Regions from separate parts of the Homo sapiens genome. Here region 1 is linked to region 2. Evidence: chromatin contacts called from ENCODE Hi-C or POLR2A ChIA-PET data. All regions are on one chromosome and are shown on one strand. The core of a region is the stretch at or near the end of the contact, and the rest is flanking DNA. Distances in the headings are between cores, read along the strand shown. Region 1 has its middle 20 kb from the start of LINC01937. Region 2 has its middle 14 kb from the start of LINC01107.

The links. A loop is a pair of places that touch in the nucleus more often than their neighbours do. ChIA-PET counts read pairs that join two places held with the same protein, here RNA polymerase II (POLR2A). Pooled maps may share reads with other maps.
Region 1: a map of heart right ventricle shows a loop between it and region 2 (2.0-fold over the local background). The contact joins two enhancer-like sites. A Hi-C loop is called at or near these places in 2 of 168 maps with a recorded cell type or tissue (PC-9 and heart right ventricle) and 1 of 50 pooled maps. POLR2A ChIA-PET finds 5 or more read pairs at or near these places in 1 of 52 experiments (OCI-LY7).

What each region holds. Positions count from the first base shown.
Region 1 is chr2:238,697,619-238,701,647 of GRCh38, forward strand. No RefSeq gene overlaps it. Among named protein-coding and RNA genes, the nearest start is that of LINC01937, 20 kb to the right of the region's middle. Within about 2 kb of position 2,538, at least 5 of the 41 ENCODE cell types and tissues checked have a DNase peak (open chromatin) inside an H3K27ac peak, as active enhancers do.
Region 2 is chr2:238,568,224-238,571,730 of GRCh38, forward strand. No RefSeq gene overlaps it. Among named protein-coding and RNA genes, the nearest start is that of LINC01107, 14 kb to the left of the region's middle. Within about 2 kb of position 1,553, at least 6 of the 41 ENCODE cell types and tissues checked have a DNase peak (open chromatin) inside an H3K27ac peak, as active enhancers do.

The DNA.
Region 1 (4,029 bases), core at 1,288-3,787, 130 kb after region 2:
GTGGATCCCACAGCCTTCTGGGTCTGCCTCCCAAACGGGACAGGCTTCCTGCACTTCCCCATCGCAGCCCTGCTGTGCTGGCCAGGGCCATACTAATTCTTGAATAGTGCAGAATCTTGGTATTATCATCCCAAGTGACCTCCCTGCTGGGGATGATGCTGTCATCCACCCAAAGCTGTGGGCAAGCGTATTGGTGAGTTAGAAATGTTAGGAGTTCCCATATGGAAACCTTCCCAAGGTCTCGGCTTAACGCTGTCATGATATCTGGACATTCTCGTGGGCTTCAGTGGGTCCCCTCTTTGGAAGGTTGCAGGCCTGGGCTTGTCAGGTTAATGGCCCACGGGGTAAGGGGCTGTCGAAATGCCACAACCCACCACTCACCTCCTCCATCATCTGGAGGAATGCAGCGCTAACAGCTCCAAGTTGGCTGCGATGCTTGCAGGTTCTCCTATGGCCACGCACCTCGTGGCGGCTGGGCTGGCCTCTTAAGCTGTCTCTGAGATTCACGCTTCACATGCTATTGGCTCACAGCGTTTGTATCAGGAAATGCTGGCCCTATTCCCCGTTTTCCTCTTTGAACTTGACTCTCCTGCCTATTGCATTACTATCTTATTTATGTTATTTGTGTTTGACAGTGCAAACCTCTACCCATCTTTTTATTTTCAATGTTTCAGGGCCGTTCTGTGCTTATGGATGTTACTTTCCATCTGATACAAAACCTTTGTCTGTTAATGAAGACATTTTCAGTTTTAATTTCGGCACAGCTGTTCCCATCTCTGTCCTCTTGCTTTTTGTTTTCTGTTTGAATTTTTTCTTTTGCTTTTTTGCCATTCCTTTTCCTCTCTTTTTATCTGTCCCATGCTTGGCTTGCTTTTATCCTCTGTAGTGAGACAGCAGCCTTTCTATTTTTATTCCTGCTGATGGCTACGTTTCTGGGGAGAAAATGTCTGGTCGCGTCTGTACTGTCATGGTCACATTCAAAGAGATGGTCTTTATGTGTCTGTGTGCATCGGGTGCCTGGCGTGAGCTTGTGTGGATGTGACACGTTCCCACACGTTCCAGGTTCGGGCCTGGAACCAGGGCGGGCTGAGTGCCCCACTCTGCCCTGGACCTCGAGTCTGCAGGCCTGTTCTTGAGGGCTCTATGGTTGGAGGCAGGATCATCTCTGATGGACCCCCTGGCCTGATACCCACCAGCAGCATGGAGAGGCAGTGCCACTGTCGCCGCCCATAAGCATAGGGATCTGCAGCCCCACAGGGTGCTGTCTCCCCTTCATCTCCATGACTGCCCTGGTCAGTGGCTGGTGCAATGTCAAAGGCACCCAGGGCCTGGTCAGAGGATGGAGGAAGCTGGAGAGCAGGCACAGCCAGGACGGTCTGTGGGCCGGTCCGTCACGTGGTGGCCTTTCACGTGCACCAGGGCCCTTCTGGAAGCACAGTGCAGATGGCCACACCCTCCTTCCTGCCCGCCACTGCTGACCCTCAGCCTCCTACCCTCTTCGCTCCTGGTCTCTTGGCTCCTCTGAGTACCAGCCCCCAAGGGCAGGTCACCCCTGGGCATGGATGGATGAGGCCCATGGGCTTGCTGTCACTCTGTGACCCCACAGTTGGTCCTCAGGGTGGGGACTCCACGTGTGCCCAGGGGCACTGAGACAAAGCTCAAAGGCCTCCCTATCCAGCAGGTCCTGCCCTCCCTGGATGGGGCCAAACCTCCTGCACACTCGTCCCTGGAGTAGGCAGGGTCCTGGCTGGGCCTCTGCCTCCCACAGGAGTCCCTGGGAGGGTAAAGAGGAGGAATGGTGAGTGGCCCCTTCCTCAGGCTTGTGAAGCTTCTGCACATGGCGAGATGAATCCCCGGCCTCGAGCAGCTCATGCAGCAAAGCTTTTCTTGGTGTTGCCCCCCTCCCCCAAATGAGTGGGCGGTGAGGGGAGAGGGTCACAGGGGTGCTCAGAGTGCAGCTTGGTCCAAAGAAGCCCCTTTCTGAGCCCCAGTTCTTATTACACACAGGCACCTGAATGGGGCTGGCCTCCTCCTCCTGCCACAGCAAAGATTCTGGGTCCGGAGGAGGGGATCAAACAGCACCTTACGGGGTCTTGTCCCCAGGAGCCTGGCCTCTGCTGGGGACCTCAGGGCAGCACCATCAGAGCATAGGGCATACTTCCATCTAATGACCACTTCAAAATGTCTCCTTGTCCATACGCAGAGTCACGCCTGAGCAAAACTGTGACCCTCACAAAAAAGCAAACTCAAAACTACAAAAAGAACCACAGCCAAGACTTCCTCCTGTACCAAGCAGAGTGGCGATCGATGATGCTGAAATAGCTGGGCCAGCTTCAAAAGGTGTGGAGGTGGGAATGCTGAGATTACCCGACATCTCAGATAGGTGAAGTGGCTTGGCCCTGAGCAGGGTCCCCAAATAATGCATAAGGAGATTTGAGTGTTTCGAGTAAATTCCTAAGCAAAAGGGAACAGTAAAGTACTCTTAACAAAGTTTAGAAGCTCTTAAGCACATAGATCCTAGCAAGGGTTGGTCTATCTGTGTTCCTGGCAAGACAGCGCCCGATGGCTGCTTGCACCATCGACTCTGATGACCTCATCAAAACAGTTCCTTCCAGCTTATCTGCACTGTGGATGCGCAAACATGACAGGAATGAGCCCTGCCTGGGACCTTTCAGGACACCATTCTCGGCATGGGCGTGAAGGCTATGCAGCTCCAGGGCCACGTCTGCCCAGGGTCTTTGCGGCTCACAGTCACCCCGTCAGCCTAGTCACTCCGGTGTGGCACAGGAGAATGAGGGGGGAAAGCCTGATGAGGGTGCAGGCACCGGTGTAAATGCTGAGCAGTGGGAAGTGGAAAAGCGCTTTCCTCATCGACGCTGCCCCACTAGCTAGTGTGACATCTGTGCCAGCTTGGCGGTTCCCCTACCCCTGCCTGCTAGATTGGTAAGTCCCCTCAGAATAGTGGACACAGCCCAAGAAGGGGCAAGCCAGGGCCACAAAGTGAGCCTGGGAGAACTTGCTGGGGGACCTGCCCTCCCTGCAGTCAAGGTCTCCTTCTTGAGTGAATGAGACACTTGAGTGAGACAGCCTGTGACTCTGTCTCACCCACAGATACAGGCAGCATGTCCATGTACATGCACACAACGCAGGCAGCAGGGCTGTGTGGCTATAAGCACGTGCATCACGTCTGTGTACCTGCAGAATGTGCAGGCAGTGTGTCTGTGTACATGTAGATGACGCAGGCAGCAGAGGTGTGTACATATAGGCACATGATGCATGTCTGTGAATATGCAGAATATGCAGGCAGCATATCCGTGTACATGTAGATGTAGATGACACAGGCAGCGCATCTGTGTGCACGTAGACACATGCAGCAGACACAGCACGCTCTGCCTAGCTCCCCAACATCACTCTCCCTGTTCCCAGGCGCCTATCCCTTGGCTTCTGTGGGTGTTTCCTCCACCACAGCACCTGCTGCTCCTCAGAGAACTGCCCTTGAACTATTGAAGCCAAAGGGCCTAGGGGTTTACACCCTCAGCCACCTGTGGGTGAAGCATCCCAGCTCCCCTGCCTCATGGGGACAAGCTCTGCCACTGAGGGTGTGGGTGATAGGGTAGCTTGTGCCTCAGTGCTGTCCATAGGGTCTGGCTGAGTGGGGCCTGTGCTGGAAATCGCAGCCTGGCTTGGCTTCTCTCCTCCCTGACCCCTCCCCAGCCTCCCCTGGGAGCAGTTTCTCTGTGGACACCTGTACGAGAATCCCGCCTCATGCCAGTGTCTGGGGTGCGTGACCTAAAGTGAAGCCCCCCTGTGGGGCCACAGGTCCCACATCCACGCTGCCAAGCTCCACCAGCCTCTAGCCCACATAGCGGCGACTTCCTTCCTGCCTGCGGCCCGCCCCACCTTCTGTCAGCCCTGCACAGGGGAGAGCGGGGAGGGCACCACGTGGCCTCCCCAGATGGCCCCAGGCTACCCTCATCCCCATTTCCCTCGAGCTCTGGGTACTTCTGAGCAGATGTGTTTGAGAGGATG
Region 2 (3,507 bases), core at 303-2,802:
CTCTGCGTCTTAGGCTCTGCTTTCAGCAGAAGCCGGCTGATGTTGTGCCTCCTGTCATTCTTGATTCAGCAGATGCAGGGCAGCAGCTTCATGGCCCGGGGGTGCTGCGTCTGGGGGGTGCTGCATCTGGGGGGTGCTGTATCTCGGGGGGTGCTGTGCCTGGGGGGTGCTGTGTCTCAGGGGGCGCTGCATTTGGGAGTGCTGCATCTCGGGGGATGCTGTGCCTAGGGGGTGCTGTGCCTGGGGGGTGCTGCATCTTGGGCGGTGCTGTATCTGGGGGGTGCTGCATCTGGGGGGTGCTGCGTCTCGGGGGGTGCTGCGCCTGGGTTTCCTGTTGTTCCACAGGCACTGAAGGTCCCAGGGCTGATCTGTCCACCTGGAACCAGCTGGGGCTATAGCCACACCGGGCTGTGCTCCAGCTTCTGAGGCCTCTGCTGGGGAGTCCCCGAGAGCCCTCTGAGCTCTGCCTTTCGCACGGTCTCTCTAGCAGGTGGAGAGGGGATGCTGGTGGCTGAGAACCACTGCGGGGCGGGGTGGACAGTGTGAGCCTGGGCTCTCAACACCAGCCATGCATTTCGGCATCCCTAATTCTTTGTTTTGCCTTTAATCTTTATTAAATTACTGTCGAAACTAACTCACTCTTCATAATTTTCACAAAGTAGTCTAGGTGAAATAAAACAGACTTTGGAGCCAGAAGAATCGAAATAAAATTCTCATTTCCCAATTACTTGCTGTGCTACCTGGTACAAATGACTTGGCCTGTCTGAGCCTGTCTGCATTTTTAAAAGGAAGTAACGACACCTGCCTCATGATACAGCTGAAAGGACTAAGTTAGATGAAATGTCTCTGGTCCTGAGCAGGGCACCAGTGGTGCCCACGGTGCCGGTTACTGGGGTGAGTGTCACTTGTGTTGAACTGAGCAGGGGGCCAAGCGCCAGTCCTGGGCTGTATCTGTATCTCCACGGAAGATCAAAACGTGGGGGCCGAGGAGTCCTCTATGGATTGTTTCTTCTGAACAGAAACAGTGTGTGAAGTCAAGCGGGGGAGCCCTCCCTTTCCAGAAGCGAGTCATTGAAGAAATGCCCCTGTGCGGACTCCCCACACGTTAGCACTGGCGGCCAGGCCGGCCTCCCATGGAGAGCCCCTCTTCAGAGCCACCTTGCCCCCATTTCCCCCTCAACTGCTCAGCTCACTGGGGAGGAAGGCAGCGAAGTTGTAAAAACTTACTTTTTGGAAAAATAAGAATTATGGGGAAGGACATTAATTTAAAAGCTTTTAAGGAGCCAATTCACCTGTGAAAGTGCTCCCCAGGTGAGGGCCTTCCTGTGTGGAGAACAGCCCGGTCTTTAAAAGCATTTTAATTAATGTTGCTGAGAAACACGCTGATGGTATTTAAGTCTGAAGAGCAAAGGTACCAGCCAAGAGTTTTATGACGTGGTGCTAGTTCTCTTAAAGGCTGTTGAAATAATGTTCCCGTGCACTCAGCCTCCCCACTTAGTGCGGGTGGCGGCCAAGAGGAAGTGCTGGAATCCTCGGTGGCCTAACCCCGGCCCTCAGGACAGAACAGAAGGCAGGCGGCCCCGGCCAGGACATGCCCAGTGGAATTTCAGAGGCACTTTCGGGAACACAGCGCCTTCGCACCTTCTGCTCGGTACACACCTCGAGGGGTGGCAGCCAGCTCTTGGCGGCCCACCCAGCACCCTGAAGCCTGAACTGCCTGGACTGTCGCTGAGCAAATGCCAGGGCCCGAAGAGGACCTGGAAGAGGGCGGGTGAGGGGCTGCAGGCGTGTGGGGCCTGGATGATCCCATCTTGACGACGAGCTGGGAACCGCAGACCGGTGTCATCCTGGCTGGAGATGGAGGTCTCTACATGGCTCCCTGTGTGGCCAGACCACTGTGGCTGGACCAGAGTTTCCCGATAGCCTCTGGGAATGGCAGGGACAGTGGGGGAGGAGGTCCCAGGGGATTTTATTAACAGAAGGGGGGAGAGAGGGTAGAGAAAGGTAATGGGAACAAGTAGCTGAAAATATGCCCTGGAGAGCAGGGGAGGAGGCTGAGCAGGCAACTTCAAAAGGGATGGAAGAAAATGGGGGCTGCGGAGAGTTGAAGAGTGACCCCAAAAGATATGTCCATCCAGAACCTCAGAATGTGACCTTGTTTGGAATAAGGGCTTTTGAGGATATAATTCAGGTAAGAATCTCGGGAGGAGATGGTCCTGGATTAGGGTGGGGCCTAAATCCGAAGACAGTTGACCTTATAAGGGATAGAAGGGGACACAGCAGCACAGGGGAGGAGGCCACGTGAAGATGGAGACAGCTCAGAGTGATTCGGCCACCAGCCAAGGGATGCAGGGGGCTGCGGGAAGCTGCAGGAGGCGGGAGGGATGCCCCTTAGAGCCTCTGGAGGGAGCAAGACTCTGTCTGCCCCTGGATTTCAGACTTTGGAGCTCCACAACTGTGAGAGAATAAATCTTTGTTGCTCTGTGTTACAGCAGCCCGGGGGCACAGGCACGCAGAAGAGACTTTCCCACAGCGGTTCCCAGAGCCCTGGATGAGGCGTCCTCCAAAGGATTATGTCACCAAGTTTCTGCAGGTGATGAGTTTGGGAGCTGTTGGGTCAACTGAAGGTCATATATGTGAGTGTGTTGCAAATCTCCAGGGGGCTTTAGAATGTGGGGTTTTCTCAAACTGTTTAACAAGGCGGCTTTGTTTCCACGGTATGTCTCCTTGTCCTTGTGTTTCTCGCAATGTCCCTTGGGAAATGCTGGTCTAGACCACCGGGGTCAGGGGCTCGGGGAGGGAGGGCACTGCAGCGGAACGAGCCTGGACTGGGAGTCAGGAGGCTGGCCCGCCCAGCTCTGCCGGTGACACGGAAGTGACTCTGGGCAGCCCCTGATTTTTCTTGACTCCACTGTCTTAGCCTAGGTCCTCCAGAAAACAGAGCCGTAAACCAGACTTCCCACATCACTGCTTTAGTGGGATGGTGAACCCAGGGAAGGAGTGAGGGAACAGCCGGGCGCGGTGGCTCACGCCTATAATCCCAGCACTTTGGGAGCCGAGGTGGGCGGATCGCCTGAGCTCAGGAGTTTGAGACCAGCCTGGGCAACATGGCAAAATCCTGTCTCTACAAAAATACAAAAATTAGCCAGGTGTGGTGGTGTGTTCCTGTAGTCCCAGCTACTCGAGACGTTAAGGTGTGGGGATTGCTTGAGCCCAAGGAGGTCAAGGCTACAGTGAGCTGAGATTGCACCACTGCACTCCAGCCTGGGTGACAGAGCAAGACCCTGTCTCAGAAGAAGAAGAAAAAAAAAAAGAGTGAGGAAGCAGAAGTGAGCCATGATGGGAGAGGCCAGAGCTGCCCCATCCAGCTGGCCCAGCTCCACAACAACCTCAGCTGGTTGCTTGGTCCTTGGGGGACGCCTGCATCGTGGCAGGACCAAGCACCTGCAGCTGCGGCAGCAACAGCGGGCAGTGTATCTGCTGGGGGCCGGCCACTGCCCTTTGCCT